Regions from separate parts of the Homo sapiens genome. Here regions 1 and 2 are each linked to region 3. The links are chromatin contacts, found by Hi-C in ENCODE. All regions are on one chromosome and are shown on one strand. Each heading gives the region's core, a stretch centred on a gene start or an enhancer-like site at or near the end of the contact. The rest is flanking DNA. Distances are from core to core; before and after follow the strand shown.

What was found. A loop is a pair of places that touch in the nucleus more often than their neighbours do. Pooled maps may share reads with other maps.
Region 1: a map of CD4-positive, alpha-beta T cell shows a loop between it and region 3 (6-fold over the local background). The contact joins the promoter of FLJ30679 here to the promoter of BANP in region 3. A Hi-C loop is called at or near these places in 1 of 168 maps with a recorded cell type or tissue (CD4-positive, alpha-beta T cell), 1 of 37 single-sample maps with no recorded cell type and 12 of 50 pooled maps.
Region 2: a loop to region 3 is called in a pooled map, with 22 times the contacts of the local background. The contact joins the promoter of ANKRD11 here to the promoter of BANP in region 3. A Hi-C loop is called at or near these places in 2 of 37 single-sample maps with no recorded cell type and 9 of 50 pooled maps.

The regions. Positions count from the first base shown.
Region 1 is chr16:86,553,746-86,556,704 of GRCh38, forward strand. It overlaps FLJ30679 (a long non-coding RNA gene), which reads left to right and starts at 1,575. Exons shown (of 1, transcript NR_026674.1): 1 at 1,575-2,959. It overlaps MTHFSD (methenyltetrahydrofolate synthetase domain containing), which reads right to left and starts at 1,490. Exons shown (of 8, transcript NM_001159377.2): 1 at 1,424-1,490; 2 at 900-1,006. The coding sequence starts at 1,439. RefSeq lists enhancers at 1-424, 1,393-1,442, 1,483-1,772 and a silencer at 1,347-1,560.
Region 2 is chr16:89,489,238-89,491,957 of GRCh38, forward strand. It overlaps ANKRD11 (ankyrin repeat domain containing 11), which reads right to left and starts at 1,324. Exons shown (of 13, transcript NM_013275.6): 1 at 1,008-1,324. It overlaps LOC101930112 (a long non-coding RNA gene), which reads left to right and starts at 1,733. Exons shown (of 2, transcript XR_933895.4): 1 at 1,733-2,149. RefSeq lists enhancers at 1-383, 384-898 and silencers at 180-249, 290-399, 480-529, 1,104-1,583, 1,784-1,873 and 1 more.
Region 3 is chr16:87,950,054-87,952,753 of GRCh38, forward strand. It overlaps BANP (BTG3 associated nuclear protein), which reads left to right and starts at 1,381. Exons shown (of 14, transcript NM_001386991.1): 1 at 1,381-1,462. RefSeq lists enhancers at 737-1,046, 1,306-1,948 and silencers at 1,237-1,536, 1,547-1,666, 1,697-1,756, 1,777-1,876.

The DNA of each region.
Region 1 (2,959 bases), core at 325-2,824, 1.4 Mb before region 3:
TGCACGGGACTGGCAGGCAGCTCCACCTGCAGCCCCAGTGCGGGATCTGCTGGGTGAAGTCAGCTGGGCTCCTGAGGCTGGTGGGGACTTGGAGAATCTTTATGTCTAGCTAAGGGATTGTAAACACACCAATCAGCACCCTGTGTCTAGCTCAGAGTTTGTGAATGCACCAATGGGCACTCTGTATGTAGCTAATCTAGTGGGGAGGTGGAGAACTTTTGTGTCTAGCTCAGGGATTGTAAACGCACCAATCAGCATCCTGTCAAAACGGACCAATCGGCTCTCTGTAAAATGGACCAATCAGCAGGATGTGGGTGGGGCCAGATAAGAGATTAAAAGCAGGCTGCCTGAACCAGCAGCAACAACCCTCTCCAATCCCCTTCCACATTGTGGAAGGTTTGTTCTTTGCAATAAATCTTGCTGCTGCTCATTCTTTGAGTCCACCCTGCCTTTGTGAGCTGCAACACTCTCTGCTAAGGTCTGCAGCTTCACTCCTGAAGCCAGCAAAGACCGTGAACCCACCAGAAGGAAGAAACTCTGAACACATCCAAACATCAGAAGGAACAAACTCCAGACACGCTGCCTTTAAAAACTGTAACACTCACTGCGAGGCTTCATTCTTGAAGTCAGTGAGACCAAGAACCCACCAATTCTGGACACAACCTCACCTAGAGACAACCAAACCACCCTGCACAGAGACGCAAGAGGCCCCAGGTGAAGAGTAAATGACGTCTCTAAATGCTAAGGACGCCCTGGCCAAATGGCTTTGATTTCACACCACTGCTCACTGCTCGCCACATTCTCATCCACCATGACGCAGTAAGAGAATTTTATTACTAGTGTTATTCATTTAAGAATATTTTGTTTTCCTTTTCTGGACTCCAGAAATATGTCAGTACCTTAAAGTTGGGTATCCTGTGATGAACAGGTCGGGGAAAGTCAGCTAAATTTTGTGATTCCATGTAGCCCCAAATTTGTTCACGTATGTCCTGTTTGGAGACACCTACTGCAACAAAAGATTCCCACTTAATAACATACAAAGGAATTCCAGAGCCCATGCTGAAACCGCTTAACAGTAGTTAAGCGACCCCCGCGTGTAGGTCAAACCGGCTTCCGATCCTGTTCCTGAGCCTCAGTTTCCCCGACCTCAAGGGGCCCACGGGCTCCCCCACGTGCACGGCAGGTGTCCCTCCCGCCTCGTCTTCTCGTTATCTTTATTTTTCCTGACATCTTTCTCGGGATTCCGGGCGAGAGAGCCGCTGGTTCGACCCGAACCCAGCACAGACCCCCTCTGACCTCCTCGGCCGCTTCCGGTGATTCTGCCCCATCCTCTGCCAGCCCCGGTGGCCCCGCCTCGACCCTCACCGGTCCCGGCTGTCCCTCCCCATTCCCAGCCGCCCCGGAGCCCCGCCAGGCCCCCCACCTGCCCTCGGCTCCATGGTGATGCAGTCGCTGTGCGACGCTTCCCGGCGCAGGTTCTGGCGCGTAGTGACGTCACCCGCTCCGCGCCTGCGCGATGGTAGGAGGGGCGGAGGCTGAGCGGGCGAGGCCCAGGCGCGCATGCTCGGGCGGGTAAAATCCGCGCCGGGGACAGTCAGGGATGCTCCCAGGCCCTTCGCTCTTGCTTTCAGCTAGTCATTGTCGAGCGCCGCCCGTGACAGGCGTTTTGCCAAGCCCTGGAGTTACTGAAGTGAACAAGTCCCTGGTCTCTCGGGACCCATTGCCGGTTGAAACACATCCCGCCTCCTCTTCCAGTCCTAGAGGCCGCCTCCTCCGGAAAGCCGGCCTTGATTGCTCCTCATGTAGGACGCGGTTCCCTCCTCTGAGATCCTGCAGACTCTCAGGTGCTCACACGTGGGTGTGCAGCGGATTCAGCCGGCAGCTCTTTAAAGCGGCAGGCAGATGGAAATTCGAGGCCAGCCCAGCCCCGGCGACTGCGCTGCGGACGGCCAGAGGCCATCCTTTGAGAAACACCCGTGGATTCTTACCCTGACCTCTGCATACCCTGAGAAAGAACGAACGTGGCAGCCTGCGTCTGCTTGTCTATGTCTTTCATGTTTGCTAACCTAAGGGTCGAGAAGCGGCTCGAGGAGACCAGGCTGCACAGACCGTCACGTCCATTCCCTCTCTGGCCCCAGCCCCGCGGGAAGAAAACGAGGGCGTTCAGCCTGGCAGTTCATTCACTTATTAGGAAGAAGACATCCCACACCCCCACCCAGCACACACACAGATGTCAGGGACCAGCCACTAGGAACCACTCCCTGAGCGAATGAAGGCATCCCCGTAGCCACGTGCCTGGTACATCACAAGCACTCAAAACGTGGCTGCCACCTTTCGAAATTGCATGCCCAAAACTTTATGAGATCCTCACAACACACTTGGGAAACAGACAAAAGAGTTTGAATGCCCGCCTACTTAACAGATACAGAAAATGGTGTTCCGTGTACAAGCGACTTACTCATGTCTGCTGGTAACTCATAATGTGCCGTTTGACCTCCTTAGGACATAATTAATAATGGTAATTAACAGTGCTACGATATGCCAGGCATTGAGCTTAGCGCCTTAAAAGTCATAGCTAACTATGTTTCACAGCAAACCCTCAGAGGCAAATGTGACCCGCCTCCTACGCAGGAGGCAACAGAGGCTCAGACATGTTAAAGAAGCTTGGCCTGAGTCTCCCAGCAGAGAAAGGGCAGAGCGTGTAGCCCTGACAACGTGCTTAATTGCAACTCCTGTGGGTCCCATCACAACTCTCTCTTCCTATGTGGTGTCCGCAACATTAATACATAGAGACACCGAGGAGCCTCAGTTCTGCTTGTGGGCGGGCCTGTCTTTCACCAGGCTGGCAAAAGCAGTGCAAACATCATTTTGGAGGTGATAAAATAAAATCTCTCACAGAGGTTGGATGTCCTTTCCGCCTTTCATGGAAGCACAGTAGATCTGCAGAGTGTTTTATGCA
Region 2 (2,720 bases), core at 74-2,573, 1.5 Mb after region 3:
CGCGCGCGCACACACATACACCACACACACAGCTACCGCCCTGCCAGGGGATGATGAAATGAGGAACGGAAATTAACATTTCAGGCAACGTCTCACATTGTTCCTTGAGGCCAAGGGCTGCTGTTGCAGCCGCCACCGCCACCGCTTTCCTCCCAGCCACCCCCCACACCCGCCCGCCTACCCTCCCCCTAACACCCCCCACACGGCTGCCCGCATTCCTGCCCCTCCTCGGCCTACGCGCGCCTCCTGCAACCCCGACGCCCCCAGGTCCCCAGTTCGCCCTCCCCCTCCGGCTCGGAGCCCGAGAGCCGCCTGCTCTCATTTCAAAACAGCGATAATAATAGGGACGCTGAGAATAACAACTACGACCAGCACGGCGAAGGCGCCCCTCTCGCGGGTCAGAGGTCGGCGCCCCAGCTCCGCAGAACCCGGCGCCCGGCCAGCGCCCCCTGGCAGCCCCTCCCGGCAGCCTCAGGTCCCCAAGACCTGCAGGCCCGCCCCGAAGCCCCCCGTCCGCCCCTCACGGCCGCTCCGAGCCCCCGAGGCCCGCCCCGGAGCCCCCTGTCCGCCTCTCACGGCCGCCCCGGGCCCCCACGGCCCCCAGGCCCGCCCCGGAGCCCCCAATCGGCCCCTCAGAGCCGCCGCGGGCCCCCGGCCACCCAGGCCCGCCCGGAGCCCCCGTCCGCCCCTTACGGCCGACCCAAGCTCCGCCGACCTCCCAGGCCCCCCCCGGAGCCCCCTATGGGCCCCTCACGGCCACCCCGGGCCCCCAAAGACCCCCGGCTGCCCCGAACCCGGACCCGTAGGCCCGCTCCGGGACCCATTATTGGTCCCTCACGATCGCCCCGGGCCCCCAAAGACCCCCGCCCACCCGGCCCCGACCCCCCAGGCCCGCCCGGAGGCCCGCGGCGCAGCTCCGTCGCCGGGGAAGGCCTGCAGGCCGCAAGGCCGCGCGAATGCCCCGTGCCCGCCCCGACCACCGCCCCCAGACCAGCGGCGCCTCTCACCGTGCTCCGAGGGCTGCGCGGCTCCGCGACGGCTCAGCGGCGGGGCGCGGGCGCTGCCCATGCAGCCCGCGGCCGCGTTTCCCGGGCCGCGCGGCCCGAGCGGCAAGGCGGCGGCGGCGGCGGCGCGGGCTCGGGCCCGGCAGAGCTGCGAGGGACGGCGGGAGGCGAGCCCGCCCCTCGGGCGCGCCCACGGCTCGGGCGAGAGCCGCGGCTCCCGGTGCGGACGCTACTGATGGGGCGTCTGGCCGCGGGCTCGGCGGCGGCGCCTCCCCGGCTGGGGCCCTCGGTCCATCGCGCACCGTCTCAGGGCGGCCTCTGGCTCCAGGACCCAGCGGCGGCTGCGGCGGGAGCCGGCCGCATGAGACGCTCCCGCCCATTGGCCCGCCGTATCCGCCACCGCCATTGGCCCGCCCCGGCCGGCCGCAGGGGCTGTGCACGTCACAGCGCCGTGAGTTAGTGCGCTAATGGAGTGAAGGAGAGAGGCGGGATTGACAGCCTCTCTGGCGGTCCGGAGGCGGGACTAGGAGGACGTCCCGGTAACGATTGGGCAGGGTCCTGCGTAAGGGCGCATGCGACACTGGAAGTAGCGAGCAACTGGATTGGCTGCCTCCGTCGCAAAGGAGGGTGGGTCTTGCATTCTCGGGCCTGACGATTGGTCTTTCCAAGTGCCGGAAGCAACAGGGATGTCGTCTGGAAACAAAATCTGGTATTGAAGCGCAGGGAGACAAAACGTCCACCTCTAGAGCCGAGGCGGCGGTTGCCTGTCGCGTGCCCGTGGTCTTCTGCCTGCCCCCGGACATCTCGGGCCACGTCCGGCCCGGCCTCCGGCCGCGCTGCCCTAACGGGCGTCACGGGGCATGAAGAGCTCTGGGCGGCTGCGAGGGGAGGGTACCGGGGCAGCGGGGCGGTCGCTCGGGGCTCCCGCGCGGTGACTCTTGCTCTGCCGTCGAAGAGAACGGCCCTCGGGCGCGTCGCGGCCGCGGCTCCAGAGCCCCTGGGCCTCGCGCTCTGAGAGCCTGAGCCGCTTGAGGAGGCCAAGCGCCCACGAACCGCATTCCCTGCCTTGCTAGTTAGTTCTCCAACACGCGAAAAAGGTAGACGAGGACTGGTTTTCTTTGCAGCTAAAATGAATCAAGCCTCTGGTAAGTGTGGATCCTGTTCTAAGTGCACCTGTGTTCTCCTCCAGAACTAAACCAAAAAGCAAGGTGAACAAAATCGGTGCTCCTTCAGTTTCTTCTTTAGTTCTGCATGTTACTGGGGACTAAGACAACGGGTAAGCAAACTATTTATAGGCCTCAATTTACGAAATAACGGAATTGCAAAGTCCGGAGTGGATAGGACCGTGAGGACGGTCTTTTTTCTTGGGCAACACGCATTATGGTCGAGAGATCAGTTGTTAAACCGCCCCTGTTCAAATCCCAGCCCTACCAGTGACTAGCGGTCACCCTGTAGGCTTTGTCTCTCAGATCTTCAGTTTCTTGGTGGGTAAAATGGGAACTACAAGTAGCACCTATTCTTTTTTTTTTTTTTTTTTGAGTCAGGGTCTCACTCTGTCGCCCATGCTGGAGTGCAGTGCTAACTGCAGCCTCAGCTTCCCGGGCTCAGAGGATCCTCCCACCTTAGCCTACTAAGTAGGTGGGACCACAGTCAGGCATCACCACACCCGGCTAATTTTTTAAATTTTCGTAGAGATAGGCTCTCTGTGTGTTTCCC
Region 3 (2,700 bases), core at 131-2,630:
TTTTTAGTAGAGACGGGGTTTCACCGTGTTAGCCAGGATGGTCTCGATCTCCTGACCTCGTGATCCACCCGCCTCGGCCTCCCAAAGTGCTGGGATTACAGGCGTGAGCCGCCGCGCCCGGCCAGCATTTTCTTTTTCCCAGTGAAAATAGCTGCCTCGCCCTGTGTTTGGGAGCTCAAAGGCATTCTTGCTCATTGCAAATAATTGAGGAAACAGAGGCGAGTATAAAGAAGAAAATGAAAGGCAAGGTAATCCTAGATTAGCAGAGGGAGATAACCAGGAATGACATTTCTGGGAACTGCGCTATGGTTTGGGAATTTTTTCCTGTGATTACCCACAAACGCACATTTGCACATTTATTCTACGTGTGCACATTCACGTCATCACTTTTTTTTTTTTTGAGACAGAGTCTCGCTCTGTCGCCAGGCTGGAGTGCAGTGGCGCGATCTCGGCTCACTGCAACCTCTGACTCGCGGGCTCAAGCGATTCTCCTGCCTCAGCCTCCCGAGTAGTTGGGATTACAAGGCGCCCGCCACCACGCCCGGCATAATTTTGTATTTTTAGTAGAGACAGGGTTTCGCCATGTTGGCCAGGCTGGTCGCGAACCCTTTACCTCAGGTGTTCCGCCCGCCTTGGCCTCCCACAGGGCTGAGATTACAGGCGTGATCCACCGTGCCCGGCCGCCATCACTTATTTATATTATGTGTTACCTATAGGACTTATCTAAGACCATAATCACTGCCGCGTGTGCTAAGTCCCGCGCGCGTGCACTCAGGCCCCTCTGGATAGACACTGGGGACCCCTGACCACTTATGTCAGGGAAAACGCCACCAAGCGCTCCGGAACCTCAGGGCAGGACCCGCCGCAGCAGCAGGTAGGACCCGCTGGGGGCGCACAGCCCACCTGAGACATCGTAACTACAAGTCCCAGCAACCCTTGGTGCGGGGACAGGACGGGCCACCGGAGTCCGGAGAGACTACAAGTCCCGGCAGGCATGGCCCAGACGCAGGGACTACGAGTCCCCGAATGCATGGCTCCCAGCTTGCGCAGGGCACCCTGGGAGGTGTAGTAGTTGAGGGAGCTAATGCGTATTCATTCCGTCTCAAAGAAGATGCAAATTCCTCAGACCGTCCACTGAGGTGATTGTTCTCACGCAGGCCATGGGCGTGGGCGAAAAACGGGGGGAAAAAAGCCCTGGGAAGCCGGTACCGTCGCGGAAGAAGGCCGCCTGCGCATGCTCACCAGGAGGCCGAGCGGGAAAAGCGCGCGCAGCTGGCCTCACTGCCACAGGGGTGCCCCGCCCCCGGGCCCGCGCGCCCAGTGAGCCTGCGCGGAGGGCGGGGGCCGAGCGTCGCGGGGAGGGGCTCGCGGCGCCTGCGCAGAGCGGCGGCTTCTCTCGCGAGGACGGACGCCATTATCGCATCTCCCCGACAAACACCACGAGAATTCCGCAGCCCACACGGTAATTGCAGCTCCCGCAGCCGGTCGCGCCTCCGCCTCCCCCTTCCCGCGGGGCGAGAGCGAGAGCGAGATCTCCCTCCTCCCTCCTCCTCCCGCCCGCCGGGCCGCCCGCGCCGCAGCCCCGCCGCCGCCAACCGCCCGGGCCGGGCGATCGCCCCCCGGGCCCCGCTCCCCGTCCCCGGCCGCGCCCCGGAAGAGGGGCTCCCGCTTCCTCGCTTCCGCACCCCCGGCCCCACCGCGCCCGGCGTCCGTTGAGCCGCGGCTGCCGCAGCCCGGCCCGGGGGCCTCGCGCTCCCGACCTCTGTCCCGGGCCTCGCCCCGCGGGAAGGACCCGGAGCCACGGCGGGGAGACTGGAAAGGCCTAGAACCGCGCCCGGGCTCCTCTGGGGCCCGAAGTCTCCCAAGGGGGTCGCTCCTGCCAGCCAGGCGGGAGCGACAGGCATCGTTTTTGTGCCTCCTCCGTGGCTGTGGACCGGAGCCCCATAGCCCAGGACTTGCACACGCAAGGGGCGCTCTCGGGGACCGCAGACCTCGGCGACGACCCCAGCCCGTCCCCCGAGGGGCCCCGATGAACGAGGACCTCGGGGTGCCCCCTCCCCAGCACGTTTGTGCGATTTCTGTGATCTAGTCCTTAAGGAAGGTGGCCGTTTTCTTTTTCCCCCCTAGGATGCAGAAAGTAGATGACATTCCATCCACACTGTGTGAGCAAATTGGAGAGATTGCCTTGATAGAGGACTGATGTTTTTCACTGATGAGATGGTAGGGGTTGTCTTGCTATTGGAGAAATACATCATCCCTGAAGAACTGTGAGCAAGTGGAGCGAGTGTGGGCTTTGAAGGGTAGCGAGCTTGCACCCTGACCGGGGAGGGCCCGGGTCACACAGTTGTTGATGTGGAACAGGTAATTGCCCTGTTTGGAGTTGCCTGTTCTGCCCAGGAATGTACTCCAGGGCCTGATGGCGATGCTGGAACTCGCACTACAGTAAATAATTGATAAGAGGAGGCAGTTGTAGGGTTCACTTTTAGCTGGAAGTTCTTAGGGGACAGAAAAATAACTTGGAGTAGTGAGTGGTTCTGAGTAAGCTCAGGAAACGTCAAATAAAAACTGGATCTGGTCATTTAACACGCAGCTCGCAGATATCCAGTGCTAGAAGAAAACACCAAAACGCGGTAAAATTCTGTATGTGGGTCCACTTCCCGTGTCTGGCGATTAAAATAAGAATATATTCTTGCGATGTTG